Linked DNA regions of Homo sapiens: region 2 is linked to region 1. The links are chromatin loops, found by intact Hi-C in ENCODE. Cell type or tissue: CD14-positive monocyte. All regions are shown on one strand. Each heading gives the region's core, and the rest is flanking DNA. Links, peaks and the distances in the headings are about the cores only. Region 1 overlaps FTO (FTO alpha-ketoglutarate dependent dioxygenase). Region 2 overlaps SLC6A2 (solute carrier family 6 member 2).

The links. Hi-C counts contacts between places; a loop is a spot of excess contacts. Peaks named below come from ENCODE experiments on the same cell type or tissue, not always from the same donor. Only the 100,000 strongest peaks of a DNase experiment are listed, where the experiment ranks them.
Region 2: a loop joins it to region 1, with 6 times the contacts of the local background. A loop is called at or near these places in 3 of 110 quality-filtered maps.

What each region holds. Positions count from the first base shown.
Region 1 is chr16:53,941,855-53,949,854 of GRCh38, reverse strand. All of the region lies in intron 8 of FTO (FTO alpha-ketoglutarate dependent dioxygenase), which reads right to left. Among named protein-coding and RNA genes, the nearest start is that of FTO-IT1, 94 kb to the left of the region's middle. RefSeq lists an enhancer at 3,604-3,898. In CD14-positive monocyte, for the core only: CTCF peaks have their summits at 3,522 and 3,723 (motif pointing left); a DNase peak (open chromatin) is centred at 3,754; H3K27ac peaks cover 449 bases.
Region 2 is chr16:55,696,460-55,705,503 of GRCh38, reverse strand. SLC6A2 (solute carrier family 6 member 2) reads right to left here. Exons shown (of 15, transcript NM_001172501.3): 10 at 7,479-7,607; 11 at 6,936-7,035; 12 at 5,850-5,950; 13 at 5,198-5,365; 14 at 3,570-3,641; 15 at 1-3,181. The coding sequence ends at 3,158. Among named protein-coding and RNA genes, the nearest start is that of SLC6A2, 45 kb to the right of the region's middle. In CD14-positive monocyte, for the core only: CTCF peaks have their summits at 1,885 (motif pointing right), 3,370 and 3,575 (motif pointing right); DNase peaks (open chromatin) are centred at 1,903 and 3,613.

The sequences.
Region 1 (8,000 bases), core at 1-8,000:
TCTTCCTTTTTCAAATACACACATTTTGGAAAAGACATTATTTATCCAAAAGGCTGCCAAGGCATTGGGTTAGGATGGATCTGGATATACAGACTATTTCACAAGCTAGTCTTATTTAACCAAAATAAAGTCTCACTGGGTTTTTTTTTTTTTTTTTGCACAAACTGCAAATCCATAAATGCAGAGATTATAAACATTGATACCGAAATTTCTTCCAGAGGATTTTCTGACCTTATGTTAACTCTGCCATAGACATTCGTGTTTCTTTGGAAATGTTGGCTTATTTTAATGAAATGGTTCCTTTGGTACAGTTGGGGCTGTGATGTCAACCTGGCTCCATTCTAAGAACCCTTATGAAATATTTACAGTGAAATTTAACTACACATGCGTAACAGCTGACTTCGGTGGCCGCCAAGGTTTAGGCTTACCTTTTTATCTTTCTTAAAGGAAAAAATATTTTTACATTTTCCTCTTCTCCAGAAGCTCAAACCCTCTTGTATTTAACAACTTCCCAACTCACACCTCTATGTGACCATCAGTGTGGAGTGGTGAGACTAAAAGATGATTCTGGCCACATGACATCTTTGTTCAAGCTTCACTTCTACAGTGAAAGAACAGCTGGGTTCCCCCATGGAGGAGATGGGAGCTAAAGCAGGAGCTCAAGGGTGTAACAGGAGAAATGGTGATTCACTAGCAATAAGTCCCAGTCCTTCCTTTCTGAGAATTAAACCCTTTATCAAATTCAAAACTGCCAACATTTTTGTGGACACCTTTTTATGGTGACAATGAGCACCATATACACCTCATTCACTTTTGGAAACTCTCATATACTTTGTTTATAAAAGGAAAGATGAAATAGTGCCAAGTTCAAGGCAACACACACGTACACACATACACACTCACGCGCAAGAACCTACATGGAATAATGCAATGTTACAAGGTCACAAGGTCACAGAGGCAATACACAGATTGTGTACTGGTCTCCCAGCCAGGGTCATTCCTTCTATTCTTGAGAAGTGTGAGAAGATGGAGAAGGTTTTTAATTCAAAGCAGTCAGGACTTTCATTCTATAGCAGAATCCTGCCCACAATGTCCAGGCTCCACACATGTTTTGATTAGCCTAACAGTTACAAATATTTGAATTCATGCTAACATTTAAATCACTGTGAGACTTCGGAAGCATACACATACAATATGAATGTTCCACTTCTGTTGAAAATGTGGAAGACCTACTAACATAGATCCTGCCTCCTCGCAAGGCTGGATAGCAGCTGCCTGGCTGCCCACTTGAGACAAAGTGTGAATGTCCGCTGGCCAGGAGACCAGAAGACAATCTGGGTATTGCCTCTGTGACCTTGTAACATTGTTCTACTCTATGCAGATTCTGGCATACACACACACGTGTGTTTTGCCTTGAACTTAACAGTGTCTCACCTCTCTGGCTTTATCTACATACATGATTACCATGGCCTACAGACATCTGAATCTGCAATCCCTGGTCTGAGTTCACTAGCATTCACTAGAAAACTCACAAATATCCAACTCTCATGCCCCCATCATCAAAAGCTCAGACGAATACTTCCTTCAGAAAGCCCGGTGCCTCTTTGGACATGAATTCACTATTCCATGTGTCCTTCAAATCCCTCCAAACCAGGTCTCTTATACAGCCGCAGTGTAATGATCTGAGGCACTCTTCGTACAAAAACTAGTAGATGTGTGAATGCAATAAAAGTGCTCAGAAACACACAAGGAGAAATCACCAGCTAAGGGAATGGCTCTCTTACTTTACAATGGCGAGTTCTCAACCTGCCACCGAAACCACCACTGTTTGTGTACGCGTCACTCAAACTCAGACTTTGATTTATACATGCAGGCGTACTTTCTTAACACACCCTCTCTGACTTTTCTGCCATAGCCCGTTTCCAATGCCACTAGAAGATGCTGTGCTTAATACAGCTTCCCAATTCTCCAAGGCCCCCTCAAAGCTTTTAAAGCTAGCATAACATGCAGAATTTCAAATGAAGTACCAACAGCAGAAAGATCATTTACAGTAACTATACAAACAAGCTAAATGAAAGACTTGTGTTCAGTCATTAAAAATAATAATGCTAAAGCCCCGAGGGCTGAAATGTAAAGCTTAGACTTCGTGTGAGGAAATAGAAAAGGAGTGTGTTTATTATCCCAATAAGATAACCTGTTAATTTATTTAGTAGGCAATTTTCGAGTACATTCGTCCACAGTGAAATCTCGCTTTATCAGATTATATGAAAAATCACCACCACAAATAAAATGCTCGTTCAAGCCAGGGGCTTTTGCAAGATAGAAATTACCAAGTAGGAGACCAGTAAGGGGTGGCTGGGAAGTGCTGCCACTAATAGCTTCCGCCCCCTTATTCTCCTCCTCTCCTGAACCAAGCCCAGAGTTAGTTATAGAGTTATCTATCTCACACTTTGCAGATGATGCCTAACATCATGACAACAGAGAAGAGGAAAGGTCTCTGGACCTGCCTACCTACAACAAGTTTCTGTAAAGTAATGAATACAGACAGCTTGGGGACCATCCACCTGCGCTGCCTGCCTCTTCCTGCCTGCAAAGTGAAACCACCAGGGATTGGCAGAAGGTACTTGTCTGACAGGGCCAGGACAGCCTTTCTCCTCAGTGACAGCCTGGGCCTACCCTCTTAAACTTGACCCACCATAATTCCTTCACAGTGCAGCAGCAAGGCAGCTGACAGTAGCAGCTGCAGCTCCTAAGCGAGATGGATGGAATTTTCATAACTAGTTCCCCAAGTTACATTTTACCTTCAAGATAATTTATGAGCTGCTCTGGAGCCTTGAAGAGACAATATGCTTGCCATAAAATTAACTGTAACAGTCTTGTAGGTTATAATTAACACTGGGAGGGTAGCACCAACTGGATGAAACACATGGCGTAATTGATGGTGAAACTGGAAATGAAGCAAGCTAACAATATCATTACTGTGCAGGCTGCCTTAGCAAAACCTATGCTTTCCGAGGGTTCATTGCAGTTGCCTCCCAGGCCCGTATTCTGGTAGGAAAGAGGCCAGAGCTGGGCAGAGGGGTGGAGGTTTTGCTGGCCAGGCCATGGGGTACCTGGACAGATACAATGGCTGTCAACAGTCTGGAAAGAGAGCCGTAGCACAGCATCTGGTCATATGCTTCCTGGAGTTCAGACCAGGCCCTACATAAGCCTTCCTTGTAGATATGACTTCATTTTTTCAGTAAACAGCAACTTTTTCAGTGAAAAAAAATATAAGAATAAAAAGAAGACAATAGGAACTTCCAAAACGCCCTTCCAAGGATTGGGACATTTATTTAGCATACATTCTGGAAGCAAAACAACTTAATATGAGCATATCTTAATAAAAAATGAAGATGGTTAACTAAACCTAAAGGTTTATTAAACTAAAAAGTAACGTCCTGAGCACCCTATCCAAAGTTGACTATGGAGAGAAAGGTAATCAGAAGAGTCCCATCAAACACTCCTGTCTCAGAAAGAACCACTAACCTATTTCTTTCACGCATGGATACTGAACAGTCTGACCAATACCTGAGAAGTCCTGAACATTCTAAACACATTGGAACGATTCAAATAATTCTAATAAGCATTTTCAAGGTGATTCAACTATTTTTTTTTGTTTTCTGATTTGTTTGGTTTTGTTTTTTTTGTCCTGGGACAATAGACTGGAAAATTCTAATAAATGATGCAACAGTGTCCCCTACAGGCCAGTAGAGCTGTTCCTTCCCCTTCCCCCATCCTCCTCCACCATGACTTCCTCAACTGAAAGCCAGAGTTAAACTTTTATCTATAACATTACAGAGTAAATTTGTAAAATACACTGGGGATACCCCTGAGATAGAATAAAATTACTACTCTTCATGTGTGGTAAATTGTTTCCTAGATATAAACAAACTGTACAGCTGGTGATTAACCCATTATGGAGTAGATAAATTGCTACCCTTTCACCTTAAGGGCACCCACTGAAATCAGCCTTGACTAACGCAGCCCCAAAATTACTTGACTTAGAGGATTTACAGAGATTTACAGATTCTTGGAGGCTAAACTTTGGTGTTCTAATTTTCACCCCTACTCTCCCACCTTCTAAAAGACTGTAACCAATATAAAAGAAATGACAGAGCATATAAAGGTGATAACTTTCCTTTAAAAGATCCATGGCAGGGAGATTGATAATGCATTAGCTGGATACTATTTCCTTATAGAGATGCACCCACAACTAAAAAGTGTAAAACATGTTAGGTACCAGAGGAAATAAATATGTAAAGATACATACCTGCCTATCTCCACACTGAGAAGGATCCTAGAAGGTCTCTAAAATACTAAGTGAATCGTATCAGTGGTTGATTAAAAACTAAAGCTTTGTTATTGCTCTTGGCCAACCTGGGCCGTCTTGGCTTAAATTCCATCTTCACTACTTACTAGCTGTTGCCTTGGGCAAGTTACTCTGCACCTCTGTGCCTCGGTTTTCTCATCATATAAAACATTTAAAACTCTGTCTGGAACACAGTGACTTCTCAATAAATGTCAGCTGCTATTGTTGTTAAAATTAGTACAATTGCAGACTTCAGGGAAAGTGGAAGTAGAGGAGTGAAACCCATCAGGAGTAACATCCACTTTTCCCTGCTCCCGGGGATCTCACGTATGGAGCCACTCCTTGTGAGAGCTGGAAGATGCCTCCCACTTTTGGGGCGATCGAGATCAAGTCGCTTCTTTCTTACATAAAGTTGCTAAGGCGTAGAGTGTCTGTGACATGCCCAGAGTCCTATAGTCACTAATGATGGGATTCAAACTGGAGTCCAGCCCTCCACCTGTCAATTCTGTGTGACACTGCTGAGCACAGAGCACCAACTCTGTCTAGTGTTCTTCCCTGCACCAATTTTGCAATATCAGGCCCCTACCAGGAGGCTAGGATATTTACTTCATGAGGCATTCTCTCAAAGGAGAGGCCAATTTGGATAAGGGTGGCTGGGTTTATTCCTGGCTTTATTGTTTTGATCTGAAGATCATGATAGGTCATTTTTATTGAACACCTAATACGTTACAGGTACTTGCTCTGGGTGTTTTACATTTAATCACTTAATCAACCCTATGAAATGGGTTCTATTATTATCATCCCCTAGGCAAATAACAAACGAGAAAATTGAGGCTCAGAGGGGTTAAGTAACTCATCTAGTTACAATCCACAATTGTAACTTGCCTGGAGTTATAGAAGTGGATCCAAGATTCAAACCCAGGCAATCTGATTCAGAATCTATGCCCCCAAACATATTAATTAAATTTACTCTGAAAGAAAACCATTTTTCCTCCACAAACTTTATACAATGGAAAGAAGGTAGCACAACTTTTATACAATGACCTATCCTCACGTATAAATTTCTCTCCTATTTCTCACTCATGCTTTGAGACAAATAGCTACCTATCTACTGGTAGCCAACACAATTGGGGAATGGAGCAGTATTTCTCACTGTCGCTGGGCACATAATGAGAGTCTTATGAGAACACTTAAGGAGAGCCTGTCTTCTTCCCTGGGATGTGGGTTTCTATGGAATCATGACTCAATCTCTTCCATAGTATTTATGATTCTACATTGTGTAATACATTTCCCCTAATCAAATGTTACTCATCTCTACAACCTCAGGACCTAAGATAGCTCCTCATACCAGGTAGGCACTTAAGAAATATTTGCAGAACCAACGCATGACTGACAGATCACTCCCAACAACAAAACCCAGCATTTATGAAGTACTTGAGTGCATTATCACAGGTAATCCCCCAACACCTATGAGATAGGTATGGCTTTGCCCATTCTCTCTTCAGAGAGATTTGTCAATATAATGTGGCCTGAATTTAAGCCTTCCTTCAAATGAAGACCTTTAAAGTGACGCAGGTCTTGGAAAAGTAAATGGGAACCACGGTACGGATAATTGAAGGAGAATTTATGTTACGGATTCCCTAGGATGGTGTTCCTCAGAAAACTGGCATCCCACGGCTACTTCCCAAATATGACCCACTGCAACTTGAAATGTAAATTTTATAACAAGTGATTACTTTATAACAAAGCTCAGAAAAGAGAACTGTGTATCTTTATCTCAACTGAATGACTTTATTTTGGTCACTGTTGAGTGCTGGTGAATATACAGGGCATAGCAACTATATGCACATTTTATAAAAGAAATTTTCAGAGTTCCGCTTAGGAAAAGAGTTCATATCTGTCATTCCACTAGAATATAAGCTCCATGAAAGAACTGTCATCAGTTCTGTTCACTGCTGTGAACCTGGAACAGTGCTTAGAAAACAATAGACACTTAATAAATGTATGTTGGATAAATAAATGAATCAATGTTTTCTCAAAAAGTTTAAGAAGCACTGCCCCTAAGAAACAGCCAGCCAGCAACTGATCACAGTCAGAAACCTGCCAGAAACAGAGTTCATGCTAAAGCCCATGTGTTGATTTTATAAATAAGATGCACAGAAGTCAATTGGCTTTTGTCCCCCATAAAACTGTTCAAATAATGACAGTAACAATGGTAATAACATTAACAACACTTGCCTCCTTAAGATAAGTTGCTGTATCTTGGGGGAAAAAAGTAACCCTATCTCTAGACTCATTTAATCTTTGCTCTAAATTTATACAATGTTTCAATTCCTACACATTTTTGAGGAGGTTTTATGGAGTTATCAGGTTTTATGGAGTAATCTGGATCAGAAACACAAAGAACTTTCTTCTGCTAAGGGCAGCAAAAAGCAGAGACTGTAATTATTAAAAGCGAAGGGACAGATGTCTTAAAAAAGACCCGGATGGCAACTAGCAGGCCAGTGCCTCCCTGCTTCTCCCTGGAATCTCTTCCATTTATTCCTCATGCCCACCCCAACACTGCAAACAAGTTTACCTAGTAGCAACTGACAGCTACCGAACTACAGATGCCACAACTTCTAGTTTCCAACTAACCAGCTGTGCCGGAGTAAGCAGCCAGTCTCTTTAGCATGAATGATAGCAGCTGACGTGGTCCGATGACACAATCACAGGTTGTCTCAGCAGATAACTGCATCAGTCTCATTATCCCACAGCCCATCCTCAAGGTGAGGAGCTCCACTTTTTGTGAACACAGCTCCAAGTTCTAGTCCACATGCCGAATCACCAACGCTAAAGTTCATAACTGTGCTGATATCACTAAAGCAGACGAGGACATTAGCAGGTGACCAGGAAAAAACAGCTGCCTACAGACTGGAAGCCATATTAGCCTCAGCTTTGTTCCTATCCCTACTGAACTAAAACCCATCCCTTTATTCAGAGGCATGTCCCAGGGCTGTCTTTATAACTCTCTTCTTCCTCGCCATGCCAGTTCTTCCTCTTCTCACCCAGCTCCATTTCACTTCTAGGAAAGTCAACAAATTAGGAATGGTGGCTCAGGGAGGAGACCATGTCTTTTTGTCCTGGTCTTAGCCCAGTCCCATGGTGTTCTCTTCCTCAAGTACACTGGAGTCAGCCTGTGCACATGGCATCCCTCTTTGCTCATGCTGGAATAAGGGCCTGTGGTACCATGTTGGGGCTTAAACACCAGAGAACTGCATAGTAGAGATTTCTCCTTACTTCCAGTTTCAAGGCTTCCACCCCTGGCAAGGTTAGATGAATAACCAGTGCTTACTTCCAATATCAGAGATCCATCCTGACTTCGAATTTCAAGATTTCCACACCAGGCAAGGTTGAGAAAAAGAGCAAAAAAAGCAACAGGCCAATATCACAAGTGGTCATTCCTCTTCAAAATTAATAAAGCAGACAAAGTACTTATAAACACTGGAATAGATTGAGAGGAAAGGTATTTCACAAATCTGAGTGTCAGGCATTCTTCTAGATGCCAGGGATATGTGGTAAACAGGCAATGAGGTCCTTTGATAGAGGGCATTATTCAAATGGAAGAGATAGCTTAATGTTACAAAGATCTGGGGTGCAAATTTGTTCT
Region 2 (9,044 bases), core at 1-8,000, 1.8 Mb before region 1:
CTTTTTCCGCCACACTACACACCTTCTCTGTTTTTCTCTCTTCGGTGGCTTTCGAAGGAAATAAACAAATAAAGTGAGTTCAATGGGCTTCTTTACTAGGAAATGATTTCTTTGGTAAGAATGCTTCAGTCTCACATTAGCGAGGCTAGAAAACAGATCATATAGCAGGAACTGGCTCCCAGCTGAGCGGTAACTCCTTTTGAGAATTAAGGCAGCTTCAGGGATTTCTGTTCAGCAGGATATCTGGCAAGAGTTGGTAGCTCTCCTTCTCCCTTGTCTCGTTTTCATCTAGAATGAAAGCTAAAAGGTGGGTGCTAAATAACTAGACATTGAGTAGACGTAAATGTGATGTTCTCAAACTGATATTTTACATTTCATGAAAAATAATAATTCTTTAAAAACCTGAAAAAATATCAAAAGCGTCAAGTGTCATATACAGTACACAGCACCCTTGTCCCGGGTGACCTCTGCTATTAAAAACAAGCTACAAAAAGGAAGTCAAAGATGACTTAACATAAAGCCCATACTCTCTCTCCATTAAATGTGGGTGGAAAGGTAAACCCAAATGATCTCCAAGCACCTCCCCGAGAACTTCCAAGGGCTTTCTGGGTACCCCCACCCTCCCAGGGGACCCAGGCTTGGAGCCAGGTTCCCATCCCAGATTCAGGAGCCAACTTCCGCCGCAAGGCAGCACCACTGCGTTGGTTTGGTGTTGGTTCAGCTAGCACCACATCTCCGATTCACCCCGGGACAAATGTCTGGAGGCAGAAGGGGCCACATGCAGATGGCAAAGAGGAAATGGCAGGCTCTCTCGGAAGCACGACCCTGCTCTAATGCAAAAGGCTTTGCTGACTGTTTGCTCTCATTTCAACCAAGTAGACTCAGCTTTTCACATCCAACTATTCCAAAGAGTGATTATTTTCATCAAAAGAGAGCAGCTAAATAATTTCCTCTCTGGAAACCAGCTAGAGGAAAATAAATGGCATTCTCTCGCCCCTTCCCATCCTCCAACACATTGTTCTTTTGCTAAGAAATTTTCCTTTGCGGTTTGAATGAGTTTTTTAAAAATGACAGTCCTGGGTGGGGTGAACCCTATTGTGCAGGGAATATTCAAAATAATCTGGGCTGAGAGTCAGTGGATGTGAATTGAAGGCCCAACTCGATCTGTTAGTTGCTAAAAAACCTTGAGCAAGAGTGACTAAAATGCTGGGCCTTGGTTCTCTCACCTGGGAAATGGGGAGATAGAAGCTATAGCCCTGCAGTCCTCACTGGGCAGATGGCAGGTAATGTGCATTAAAGTGCTTTATTACAAACAAACAAACAAACAAACAAAAACAAAAACAAAAAACGAAAAGAAAAATGGTAACACCTAGGAAGAAGTTACCTTTTATGGGAGGATATAAAGTCACTAATGGGGCCCAGACCCCGACCTGATTGTTCTCCATTCTTAAGCCTCACTGTTCACAGGGCTCCAAGACACCTGCCACCTGGGCTGTCTCAGGCATTCAGCTGACCTTTTTATACAGAAAGATTCAAAGTCTCCTGATTTTCCCTCTTTTATCTATAGAATGACCTGAGGACCCCGACCCAGCAAGGAAACCTCAGGACCCTGGGAGACAAAACCATCTCCCTGCCCCACCCTGGTCCCCTCATAATCCTCTTCATGCAGGAACCACCAGGCTCAACAACACCCCAATTTGAGGCAAAGCACCTTCTTGACGTGCGAATGCAGCGGCTTCTTTATTTTTTCCCAAGATCCCGCAACAGGAGCTCCCACAGTCAGAATAAGAATCCCTCCAACAAGGGTGTAAGAGACTCTAACCATAAACAGAAACCCCTCCCAAAGATGCCACCAATTTAGCAAACTAGGAATCATTTCTCTTACGGAACTAAAACTAAACACCACCAGAGGGCACCAAGTGCAAGTTTGTATCAGAAGTAGATCCAAGTAGAAACCTAGAAATTCTCTGAAACCACCAAACTGTTCCATCCACTCTCAAAATTCTCCCCTCCACTTGAGAGAGTATTTCTGGGCTGCTTGTCTCACCCTGCCCTCCAAGGTGCCACATCTAGTGCATGAGAGTTTTTGCAGCCAACTCTCCATTTCTCAAGACCCCTGGTCCACTCCAGGTGGGATCCCCAGAGGGAGGCTGTGCAGGTGTGCAAGAACAATAAATTAACACAACAGCCTGTCAGGCTCCCTTTGGGCACCCACCTGGCCTTGTGAGGACAGCACGGTGAAGACACACATGAGGCCTCACTTGGTCCCTGCCCCCGTTTCCCCAGGCAGGTCTCAGGAAGTGCAGATGGGTTTCTGGGCTCCGTGTCTTACAGAGCAAGAGCAGCATGAGGCCTCAGTAGATGTGGCTTGCCACGTGGCCTCCACCAGCTTGTCTGATGCAGGTACCTCCTAGAACCTGCTCACTGTGGTTCATTTACCCTCTTCCTCCTGTCCCCCATATCTCTGGGCCATCTGACCACCAAAAGCTGGAGGAATGTTCCAGAACACACACATCAAACTCAGATTGGCCAGAGTGAAAATTAACTATGAATGTTTCTACTCAAAATCCCTCAAAGCATCTATCCACTGACTTCATTTTAGAGACAAATAAATCTAACTCCCAGGCTGAGGTTCAGACATGAGAGGGCTGTCTAGGGTGGGCAAGAGGAGGGTCTATGTACCTTCCCCAACCACCCCACTAAACTCAGCCAGATTTTGTTTGATTTTTGCTTTAGTTTTAGTTTTTTTTTTTTTTGGGAGGGGTATCTGATCAAAAGCCCATCCTCTCTCTGATTTGGTGGACTAAGAACTCCTGTGCCCAAAGTCTAGGCAAATGTGGTGGGGATTTCCGACCTCATGAACCTAGCTTCAGCAGGATCCCAAAGTGGGAGAGACTTCCCCCAAAACAGCGGGGACAGAACAGAAGTCATTTTCCTGTTTGCTCCTCTCCTCTGAGCTAACAGCCCCCAGGCCAGATGCACAGAAGGTGAACAAAAACTACAGTCACGAAATCATTTGTAAATGGGAAAAGAAGAGAGGATCAGAAAGGACAACTTCCAGGGGAGGAATCCCAAGATGGTGTCCGAGGTGGGAGCGCAGCGGATGCCTGTGACCTGGACATTGGCATGGGGGTTCCTCCTTCTCCTCCAGGCAGGCTCAGATGGCCAGCCAGTGTTGCAACTGCAGAGAAAGACAGCGAGGACTTGATGACATGGTGGGGACAGAAAGGAGCAAGGGCCAGCTGGCGGGGGCAGCAGGAGGTAGAGAGAAGGCAGAAAAACACCCCCTTCCTTCACGGACCTCAGGGAACGTGCAAGTTGATTCCCTAATTGTCACAGAGGCCCAGAAAGGGCAGCAGAACCTCCCCAAAGTCACAGGGCAAGCCTGAGGCCATGGGCTCAAGGTGAGCCTCCCTGTCCCCCATCCCGATGTTTCCAAGGGGAAAAGGCAGCTCACACTGGGTTTCTGGGTTTTCTGGATGTGATGTCTAGCCTTGGGCAGTGCACAGCAGGGAACAGCCAGGGCCCGCCCTTGTAATCTCCACCCCAGGGGTCTAGGCTTCACCCACCTGGAACTGTCTGATGTCCCTCTGAGCCACCAGGTGGTGCTCGTTCTCTGGCGTGATGCCATAGGCCAGTCTCTGAAAGGAAGAGAAGGGGAGGAGGCCTCAGCTTGGCCCAGGGACACCCTTCTGGCAGCCTGGCTGCACCCCCAGATGAGGGCCACCTGCTATTTGATCCTGCAGCCCCACATGGATAGCATTTGGGGTCTGTACAAGACACCTCCAGCTTTGTTTGTGGAGCTGGTCCATTGAGTCACTCATCCAGACACTGTTTCTTGAGCTGCCTACTGTGGTCAGACATGGGGCTAGGCCCTGTGGATCCAGACTTGAAGGAGACCCACACAGTCTCTACTTTGGGGGAGCTTACCGCCCATGTAAGGGACTGGCAATGAACAAACACACACATCATCTTAGACCCAGAATGGAGAAAGTGCAGCAGGGAGAGTGTGGAAGGAAGCCTCTGGCCCTGCAGGGAATCAGGAAAGCCCTCCTGCAGTGGAGGCACTTGTGGGGTCTCAAGCCATGTGTTCTGAACCAACAATTGATCACTGGTAGCAGGAAGCCTCTCCACTCCCAAAGTGTGAAGAATAGAAGGCTCAGGTCCCAGTTCCCATGTCTAGAATGAGGTCACTGAACACTGATCCTCCCAGTGACCCGGAACCAGACTTAGGGATTTCACAGACAGGAAATGTATCACAAAGAATGAGGATGGGGACTGTCTGTCTGTTACTCCCTTCCTTGAGTTTCCTTGTGGCTCCCAAGGATGCCTTCCATCCTCATTTTGTTTACCTGCCCTTGATTAGAATGTGAACTCCATAAGGGCAGGAATTTTTGTCTAGTGCCTCGAATACTACCCAGCATATATCTGCGTCCCAATAAATACCTTCCAAGTGAGTGGATAAAGGAATGAAGGAATGAAATCATCTTTGTTTTGTAAAGTAAGGATATGAGGAAAAGATTATCACTATTAGTTTATGAAAGAAAGGATATTTTAATCAAATAGGAGTGACATAATTTCAGAATAAAGGGCAGTTTCCTAAATATTTATATAAATGTGTGTGTGTGTGTATATATACATGTATGTATATACACACACATGTACATATATACATATGTATAAATATTGACATATATGCAGAATGCATAGAAAGAAATAGTTCAGAAATCTCTGGTTTAGGCTGATCAGATTATTAGGTTCTGGAAAGAGGCAGGTGAAAACCAGAAGGAGCAGATCACAGTGGGCTTGGATGGGGAGAGCTGGGACATCTTGGGAAATGACAAATCTTAGACAGAGACATCACAGTGAGCTGGGTTCAGGCAGTCTGTCTAATCAATCCTTAGTGAACTCCAGGGCTGAGCTCACCCCCAAGTAACATGTACTGAACACCTCCTGTGCGCCAGACACTGTGCTAAGTACTTCTTTTTTGTTTTGGGGTACGTAATATTATCCTCAATATACAGATGTGGAAACTGAGGCTCATGGGGGAAAATAACCTGGCCAATGAGGTGGGTCCGTTTGACCCTAGTGTCTGTGTCCTTCTGTCCCTTCCCCCACCCCAACAGGAATGAGAGTCGTCCCGTCTTCCCCCTCAGCCCCCTCCCACCCTGTTCCCCTGGGGAGGACCAGAGCTCACCTCCCAAAGAGAGCCCTGCGTGCTGAGGAACTTATAGATGACGTAGATGGGCACCAGGACCATGGAGGACAGGGCGATGCCCCACCCCACCCAGTTGGCCCAGGGCGGGAAGATGTAGTCGTCGTAGGTGAGTGGCTTGAAGTTGATGATGCTGACCACAACCACGAACTAGAGATGGGCAGAGAAGGGAGAGAAAGGAAGACAGGACAGAAGAGAGACAAGAAAGGAAAGAGAGAAGGAGGTGGAAGAAAGGTGGGAGAGAAATGAAGAGAAGTGAGCATCACAGCAAAGGGAGGAAATAAGGAAGGAGTGGAAAAGAGAAAGAGATGGAGAAATAAGAAAGAATTCAAGAAGCAAGTGATAATCAAAAGGAGGCAGATATGACAGGGAGCAAGAAAAGAGGAAGAACAGAAGGTGACTTTGGAGAAGGCATAACAGCCCCCGGGGACCTGGCCCCAGCTGGAGAACCCCCTAGTAAGGTGGATGTCTACCACGTTATCCACAGGGCCAAGCATCCCAAGTGACCCCTCTGCATGACCAGGGCCTCTGGATCCCAGAGCCTCCTCCCCTAAGAAGCAAATATCCTCACCCAGCTCCATCCTGGACACAGCCCCCTCCCCACATGCAGGACTTCCCTGCAGACACTACACACCAGGAGGAAGGCAGGACTGACGAACTTCCAGCACAGTCTCCAGTATAGACCCGGCCTGAACCCCATCATCTGCTGGATGTCGTTGCTGAACCTGTCCACTCCTGTGCACACACAGGGCAGGCCTGTTACCATGGCCCCCATGATAGCCAGGGCCAGGTCCTCCCATGAGGTTCTGGCCCCAGGTGGAGAGCAGGGCAGTGAGGCAAGATGCTGATACCCTGGAACTAGGGAGACTCGGGGATGGGCCCTTTGTAATGCAGAATGAGGGAGAGGACAAACTCTAGGACAGTATCCCCTTTCATGTGTCACCCCAATTCACCTGTCAGAGGGAAACCTGGGCTCAAAGAGGTGAGGGGATTTGCCCCAAATTCCAGAGCCAGTTGGCCTGACTCCAAAGCCCAGCTCTTTCCTCTTGGTTACTCTTGCTCTGAAAATAACAACAACTATGCATACAGCACATTCCCTGACTTCAATCTGATAGGAGAGCCCAGACTCTTCCATTGAATCTCTTTCTGAGTGGCAGCAGAGTGAGAACAGGACTAACATGTTGGTGTGACACTTGGTGGGGAAAAACAAACAATTAACACATTTAAGGGTTTGTAAAATATTCTCTCAGTTCTGTTCCAGAATAAGTTTGCCAGAAAAAATACAAGATACCCAGTTAAGTTTGAATTTCACATAAATAATGAAAAAAATTAGGGTAAGTATGTCCGATGCAATATTTGAGCTATACTTATACTAAATAATTATTTGTTATTTATCTGAAATTCAAGTTTAACTAGGCAACCCGTGTTGTGTTTGCTAAATCTGACAACCCCCTGGTAGGATGAATTATATGACTTGGGGGTCAGCATTTTCCTAAGGGTTCCTCTTTTAGGAGTTGATGCCCAGGGGCCTTTGCAGCCTCCTGTTAAGGGCAGGTTCATCCAAAGATGAGCCGAGGATTGAGATTTGTTCCCAATAAGTGACTTGCTGGACTCTGGAATTTTAGGTGGCTGTCCTGGAAATGGAAGGCCTCCCTGCACACCTCCAGGTGCAGGATTCTAGGAGGACTGGGAGCTGAGGCTTTTCCACACACTCACATACCATAAAACCAGGAAACTCCGATGGCTTCCATGAGGACAGCAAAAAGGATGGAGGTGCCCGCAGCAAAGGTGTCCAGGAGGGTCAAGACGTAAATTCCACCCTGGCACAGGGAGAGAAGAAGCCAAGAGGCCCTCTTTGGTCAAACGTGGGAACTGATTGTTGTGTCTGTCAACTCTTACCTGCCCCCTGTCCCACTTGCTCGGAGCTCTATTTGAAAACCCAGGGCATAGGGCTGTGGTGCTGTTGTATTGACGTTACAGTCACCTCAGTTTCAGCCAATAAAGAGTTAGATGGGTTCCAAAGGGACTTTTGCTGCCCCTCAAGTCAATAAGCAATTAACAGGGCTGAATGGAATCCTCAGCATCAGAGATGGAAGAAGACTACTGGGCCTAACCCTAGTGGGTCAGGCCGCTGAATTGAGGATGCTGGATCCTGCATTGTTCTCCCTGAGCTCAGCCCCAGTTCTAAGGCTAGGAATGTTTGACTTTATTGAAATGCGGCCTCAGAGGCCCCCAGGTGACCCAGAGCCCAGCCCCTACTCACCTTGGTTATGCAGAACAGGGCGAGAAGGAAAGTGCTGAAGGTGACGCCAAATGTGAAGAGTTTCCGGTGTCGCTTCAGGACCTGGAAGTCATCTGCCAGGCCCGTGATGACAGCCTCCATGCCTCCCATCTGGAGGGAACCAGGAGGGGTGGGGTGCAGGAATTAGGGTCTCCCTGGACCTCAGTCTCAGGCCCCAGGGTTCCTAGAGCCTCCTGCAGCCCAGGACTCATGTAGGCTGCCTTGCCTCTCTCGAGAAATCAGCACGTCCTGCCTTCCCCATCCTCTCGTCACATTTCTGTCCTGTTCTCAGGCAAACTCAGAACTCAGAAACTACGTGGGAGAGGGTGAGGGTTAAGTCAACACCTGTCTCCCCTACGCAACAGCTACCTGTCTCCTGACACTCACTCAGCCTGAGTGGGTACAGATAAGCTGATAGTGGAGTGAAAGCAGTAAAACACCAAAACCCATGTCATACGTTTACATGTCAATAAGTGTCTCTGGAAACAACTCCTGCAGAAGAGCTTCTAGTGATGGGAACTTCAGGCAGCAGTTTTTGATAAGGATTTTTGGCTGCCTTTCTAATGATCAAGCAAAGTGGTCACTTCAAACTCCAGACTCTTAGAGTCTGAAAGGGTCTCATATCCCACTGCTATGGGCAGATTGCTTCCTTATGAGGACAATGTGAGGGCAGACAAGAAGAATGCAAGCTACCACTCTCCTCTCCTCTCCCCTCCTCTTGGCAGACACTGTTAATCAAAATCAGTATTCTTCATTATAAGCCCAGAAGCAGCCTCAAAATCCTTCTCAACTCCCTGCTCCTGGCAGATCTGCTGACTGAAAGCAAAAGGCAGTGGGAGGAAAACCAAGTGCCAGCCCTTCCATAAGATTTTTTGCAAATGTCCAGGCATGAGGTACTAAGGGTAGACATAGATTTAAAAAGATGTCAGTAAATCCAATCTTACATTTGGATAAAATAAAAGGATGTAAGAAACTACTGGGTTCAAAATGTTTTTGTTTGTTCGTTTGGGTTTTGAGGTGTTTTTTAGAAACCAGGTCTCACTCTACCCAGGTTGAAGTGCAGTGGTATAATCATAGCTCACTGCAGCCTCCAACTCCTGGGCTCATGTGATCCTCCCACCTCAGCCTCCTGAGTAGCTAGGGCTACAGGCATACAACACCATGCTCAGCTAATTTTTTAAATTTTTTATAGAGACGGGGGTCTCCCTATGTTGCCCAGTCTGGTCTTGACATCCTGGCCTCAAGCAATCCTTCCACCTCAGCCTTCCACAGCCCTGGGATTATAGGAGTGAGCCACCATGCCTGGCCTATTGATTATTGATAATAAAATATAATGAGAAAATGCTTGTTTAGAGCACAAGATTTTATCTGTGTTGCCTCTGAATCATTTCCCCACCTGCAAGAGGACAGTGTGGGGCTGGCTTATCTGAAGCCTCTTCTTTTGGATTTCCAAGATGTCAAAGGGGTTCCTATGGTTCTTGGCTATGGCCTAAGTCTTATCTTTTTGAGTGAGGACTCACTTTTTTTGTCTGCATTTAAATAGGGCCT